Linked DNA regions of Homo sapiens: region 1 is linked to region 2. The links are chromatin loops, found by intact Hi-C in ENCODE. Cell type or tissue: Caco-2. All regions are shown on one strand. Each heading gives the region's core, and the rest is flanking DNA. Links, peaks and the distances in the headings are about the cores only.

Evidence for each region. Peaks named below come from ENCODE experiments on the same cell type or tissue, not always from the same donor. Only the 100,000 strongest peaks of a DNase experiment are listed, where the experiment ranks them.
Region 1: it touches region 2 in a loop (2.0-fold over the local background); 1 of 110 quality-filtered maps calls a loop at or near these places.

The regions. Positions count from the first base shown.
Region 1 is chr12:33,305,865-33,308,786 of GRCh38, forward strand. No RefSeq gene overlaps it. Among named protein-coding and RNA genes, the nearest start is that of SYT10, 130 kb to the right of the region's middle. In Caco-2, for the core only: no CTCF peak of the experiment used is centred there; no DNase peak of the experiment used is centred there.
Region 2 is chr12:33,253,693-33,256,614 of GRCh38, forward strand. No RefSeq gene overlaps it. Among named protein-coding and RNA genes, the nearest start is that of SYT10, 180 kb to the right of the region's middle. In Caco-2, for the core only: no CTCF peak of the experiment used is centred there; DNase peaks (open chromatin) are centred at 1,249 and 1,299.

The DNA.
Region 1 (2,922 bases), core at 193-2,692, 52 kb after region 2:
AATTCTTTCTCTATAGGCAACTACTTCTCTCACTTTCCCCCAAAACTGAAGAATAATATGGATTATGGATTCCATAACACTGTTAAATACATATCTCAGAATTTTTCTTTTCTATGTATGTATGTATGTATGTATGTATGTATGTATGTATGTATGTATGTATTGAGATGGAGTTTCACTCTTGTCACCCAGGCTGGAGTGTAATGGTGCAATCTTGGCTCATCGCAACCTCTGCCTCCCGAGTTCAAGCGATTATCCCACCTCAGCCTCCCAAGTAGCTATGATTACAGGTGCCCGCCACCACACCCAACTAGTTTTTGTACTTTTAGTAGAAATGGGGTTTCACCATGTTAGCCAGGCTGGTCTTGAACTCCTGACCTCAGGTGATCTGCCCGCCTTGGCCTCCCAAAGTGCTGGGATTACAGTATGAGCCACCTGTGTCCAGCCATAATCTGAAGAATTTTTCTTTTAAATCATTTCTAATCTATTAGCATTTAGATAATCAAATATCTTACTAAGTTCTGTTATATTTTTGCTTTAGTAACAAAGAAGGAAGGCTGCCCAGATATGCAATAGATGTGGCTCCATTATTTATCTAGTGAAATGTTCAGTTAGACATTTTGGATATATAAAGAAACAACAGAGTTTTCTGTGTAAAAGAGTTTCTGTGATAAATAAGGATAGAGTTTATCATAAGAGACAGCTGCATCGGTTTCTGTTTCAAGGTCATTCAAAGAAGGGAAAAAGAAAAAAAGGGAGTTGGTAATCTCTACCTAAATATGTGGCTGAAATTCTTGTCTAATTGTCAGAGAAAGGCAAGGCTTTAAAAAAAGACTGATGAGAGCAGAAGCATTCTGCCTCCTTTGTGGTTTGCTCTTTCTTCATGGCAAGGATGGGCTCCACATCTCCATTGTGGCCAGGGGCTTCTTACTGGTCTTTAGCTAGAGAGCACTGATGTGATCTAACATCTATGAGGTGTTTTAAACAGTGGCTAACACTCTATTATGCTCAGCACACAATACAGGGCTTGAAAAATCAGTGATAATTGGTACATATTTGTTAAATTAATGCTTCAAAAATGCTGGGTTTGTGGAACACAGATATTCAAAATATCTGAGTCCTGGGTTGCAGATGTATAATCACGGAAATGAGCTCAGGAATGGAATGGGTCAGATTTGTAACTGTTCACATATTGAACTTGTAAAGAGAAAGGGAAAGGGGTAAATTCAGAGTTTAGAGTCTTTCTGGGTTGGGAATTTTAGCTGTATCTTGGAATAAGATAACAGAGATGCACATAACTGTGAAAGGAAAATAAATCTTACGACCCCAAAATCACTAAGCCAAAGGGAAAAGTCAAACTGGGAACTGTGGCAGGCAAACTTGCCTCCCATTTCATTCCTAAATAAGATAGCTACAAAACAAACAAACAATAAACAAACAAAGCTACCTACCTCCTTCACCATTTGCCCACAAGGAAATTCCTTGTGGACAAAGGACAGACAGAACTCAAAAGTCACAGACAGAACTCAAAGTCATCCCTCTGCTTATGTGAGACAAATGCATATCTGACTATTTCCTTTGCCTTATTGTTTCACTAAGCCAGACCAAGGCATAAGTGACTATTTCTGTAAACTGTGTATTCAGCGAAAGGCTAATCAGAAACTCAAAAGAATGCAACTGTTTGTCTCTTATCTGCCTATGACCTGGAAGCCTTCTCCCTGCTTCAAGTTGTCCTGTCTTTCTGGATCAAACCAATGTAGATTTTACCGATATTGATTGATGTCTCATGTCTCCCTACAATGTATAAAACCAAGCTGTGCCCTGATCACCTTGGGTACATGTCCTCAGGACCTCCTGAGGCTGTGTAACAGGAGTGTTTTTAACCTTGGCAAAATAAACTTTCTAAATTGCCTGAGACCTGTCTCAGATATTTTGGGTTCACATAGGTAAGAAAATCTCTGAAACATAGTAGTTACAATATGCTGTAAAGAATAGAACACTAAGTATGTTTGACTAGACTGGTTAATAGTCTAGTTGAGAGATATAAAAAGGAAGTAAACAGTAGCATCAAAATACGTACTGGGGCTCATAAAGTGATACTCTAGAGACTGGTGCGTTAACATACTAAGAGGTCTTAGAAGCTGCTTCAGGATCAAGGTACCTTTAACCTTGTCTTGTTAGCCTACTTCCCCCAAACTCTTGAAGTGCAAGGAGGGACACTCTGTAATTCCCTTATCTGACCAAGAGAGTCTTTCCAAAAGAAATGCAAGTAGAGGTTGGGAGTCATCACTACACCCAGATAGATTTTTTATTTATTTTTCTGAGGGCAGCTACAAGAGATTATTTGGAAGACTTTATCTGCATAATAAGACAACTTTTGATCCTGTGCAGATGAACCCCTCACCATCCCATTGATACAAGAGCTAGAAAGAAATTATTTAGGCAGACAGTGATGGTAAAGGAGTTCTCGGCAAGGCTTTTCTTTCTTTTTTTTTTTTCAGAAAGCAGCCCCAAAATCATTTATTTTCTAATGAAGAGCAGCCTGAAAAATTGAGCTTCAGACATAGATAAGCAAACTGGAAGCCTGCATGGGCAAATGTCAGCAGCTGTGCAAATAGAAGAGGGCTACCTGAGAGCCAGGCATTTTCAACATGGAGGCTCCATCTTCCCTTTTCTTTGTCATCGTGTGTATGTTAAAGGAACAGGCAACATGGCATTGACCAGGTAGAGAACCTATCTGCATAATAAAAGATTAGGATGGGGCGGCCAGCTTCTTTGTGTGCTATACAAATGGCACGCCTGGTCCGACCAATCTTTCATGGCCTATGTAAATCAGACACTGCCTCCTAAAGCTCATCTATAAAACCTTCTGGATTTCACTGCAGAAGTGGCAACCCATTTTCTCTGGGACCCCTCTCTGTG
Region 2 (2,922 bases), core at 152-2,651:
ATTACTGGCAGAGAATCCATACATGTCTGCAGCAACTTTCGTTCTTCAGCCAAGGGGCATAAAGCAGAAGAAGGGACCAAGGCAGGCTTCAGAGCAAGGGTGGAAATTTACTTCAAAAGGCTTTAGAATAGGAAAGAAAGAAAGGTGCGCTTGGAGGAGACCATGTAAAGGTTAAAAAGAGCATTTAACCTTGATCCTAGGGCTTTCTTTTTTTTTTTTTTTCCACACAAAACAAATTGATTTTATTGTGAGATAGATTTTCTCAGAATAGCCAAGATCTTATAAAAACATTATCTTCTTTTAAAAATTATACTTTAAGTTCTGGGGTACATGTACAGAATGTGCCGTTTTATTACATAGGTATACACGTGCCACGGTGGTTTGGGGATCACCTCTTTCCCATGATTCCTCTCTTAGGTGGGCTTCCTGCATGCTCAGTGCCCACCTTACCCTTGGGAATTGAGCGTGTGCAGTGCATTTAGGAAGTTGTACATATGCCCATCTGAGGCTTTTTACCTTTTTTCTGGTGGAGTGTCCCTGAGAGGTCATACTTCACCATCTTGTTTCTTAATGCTCATGCCCAGGAAGTTTCTGCTTCCTGGCATCTGCATTCAATTAGCACTTTAATATTAATAGCTGTGAAACATCAGGAGATTGTCTTTCCCTGGCTTTAGAGAGGTAGTGTGATAATTATCGAACCATCACCTGATATTCCTAGTGGGTGGCGGGAGAGCCCTCTGCTGCCTTGCTGATGCCTGTCTAACTACCTGTAACAGAATGGCCTAGTACTTAGTGGAAAGGGCACTGAACTTGTAATTTAAATATGAGATCCTCTACAGATCTGCCATAGTTTGCTACGTATCAGCTGAGTTAATCTTGGATGTTTATATAACTCCTCTGGGTCTCAGTTTCCTGATTTGTGAAATAGGTTTAATGCTTTTGACACAGTGTTGTGAGAATGTGATAATATCAATATACTTACTACCAGGCAAGGTGTCAGAGCCCCAGCATCAGGAAGTGGTCCATTTGCAGGTTGGTAGAAAGAATTTACTGACAAAAGTATAGGTCTGAAAAAGGAAAGTTTCTTAGAAAGAAAGAACACTGTAAAAGGGTGCAGTGGAGTGCCTCAGAGAGACAGGAGTGAGTGCGCCATGGTAGATATTCCTTAGGAGCATTTATGGACCTTAAGGCGGGAGCCGAGGGGTTATTTTGACCATATTGGCCACATAGGTCATGAGAAATGATTGCATTTGTAGACATTTTGGTGCCTTAATGCCAGCAAGGGTTGCACACTGAATTTTGGCATGCCATTTTGGAGATGTGCAAGAATTCTAGTTACTTATAATATTTACATTGAAAAGTGGCCTGGAACCAGATGCTGACTTTAGATACTAGAGAAGTTTAATTCCTTCTAAATTCCCAGATAAGGAGTTTTGCTTCTGGATGGCCTGTTTGATGGTCACCAGGTGGTCTTTGCTCCCTTCTAAATTCTTCAGATAAGGAATTTTTGTCTCTAGTGGCCTGTTTAATGGTCACCGGGTGACTTTTGCTCTCCTCACATACCTAAGGCTGTACCTGGTACATAGACACTCAATAGATGCTAGTAATGCTAATTTCCAATCTAGTTTTATTACATCATTTGAAGTGGTGGACAAATTTTATTCACTACATATTGTTTAGTGAATAAAGATATTCTCAGCTTCAGTTCGGCCATCTCCAATACATAAGTTAGAAAAGTTGTACTAGGAAGCATATCAAGGAAATGAGATTGAACATAACTTATTGACACTGTGTAAAATTTAAATTTGGAATAAACAGGAATACTCTTCATATATAGCTAAAACTATGTGGCTCTTCTCTATTTGCATAAAATTTTCATTTTCCTTAATATTTAGTAAATCTATGGAAGCAGCAGAGTCACATGTACGGTATTCTACATGATACCGCTGAGGATGGTGCACTGACATGCTGAGTATGTTGAACTAAAGAAATAGTTTCAGAACCAAGGTCTCTCTGAAATTCTCCTGCCTCCCTGTCTCTCACCCTCTGCTTCTCCCAAAGCACAGGAAGGGACTTTCTATGATATTCTCTTATCTTACTGAGAAAAGTTCTTCCAGAAGGAATGTGATTGGTGTGAGCCCCCTCCATTAAATCTACATTAAGCCTAGCTGACTAACTCCTTTTGAAGAGGAGACTAGAGTTCTCCACGCCCAGGACACCATGTCCAGATAGACTTTTTCACCCCTTTTTCTGTGGACCATTACCTGAGAGACCTTATCTGCATAATAAGACACTTTTTGTTCACAGTCTAGTTCTTCCCTGCACCCTCCCCTAACCTGTTGCCACCACCCTCCAGGAGTCTTCAAGGCTTTGATTCTTTCTGTTGCTCAAAATGCTATTTAAGCTTCAACCATCCGGCCCTTCTTTGCCTCTTATACTTTGTGAGACCCTCATTTATACGCACATAATAAATTTGTATGCCTTTTCTCTTGCTAATCTGTCCACTGTCAAGTTTATTTCTCAGACTCAAATATTAAAGCTCTGCAGGAGAGATAAAAAGTTCTCTCACCCCTACATGGTACTTACATTATGCTTAGGGATCTTACTTTACTGATTCATCTCATTAATCTGAAAATTTCAGGTTAAAAATAGTAGCATTTCTAAAGTCATTTTATTATTTTTGGAGAGTTTTAGTATACCTTATGTGGTCAGTACATTGCAGTGAGAATCAGCATTTTAGTGAAAAATACATTGCAAATTCCTCAATCCATGAAAAGGCTTTATATGTTGATAATTAATGATATCTAGTAGAAAATCTACCCATGTAGAGGTTCTTCCAGAGGTTGAAATTTTTGCTGATTCTACTTTTTATTTGAGGGAGGGTGGTTTGTCATAAATTTTGGAAATCTGTACTGTTTTTCT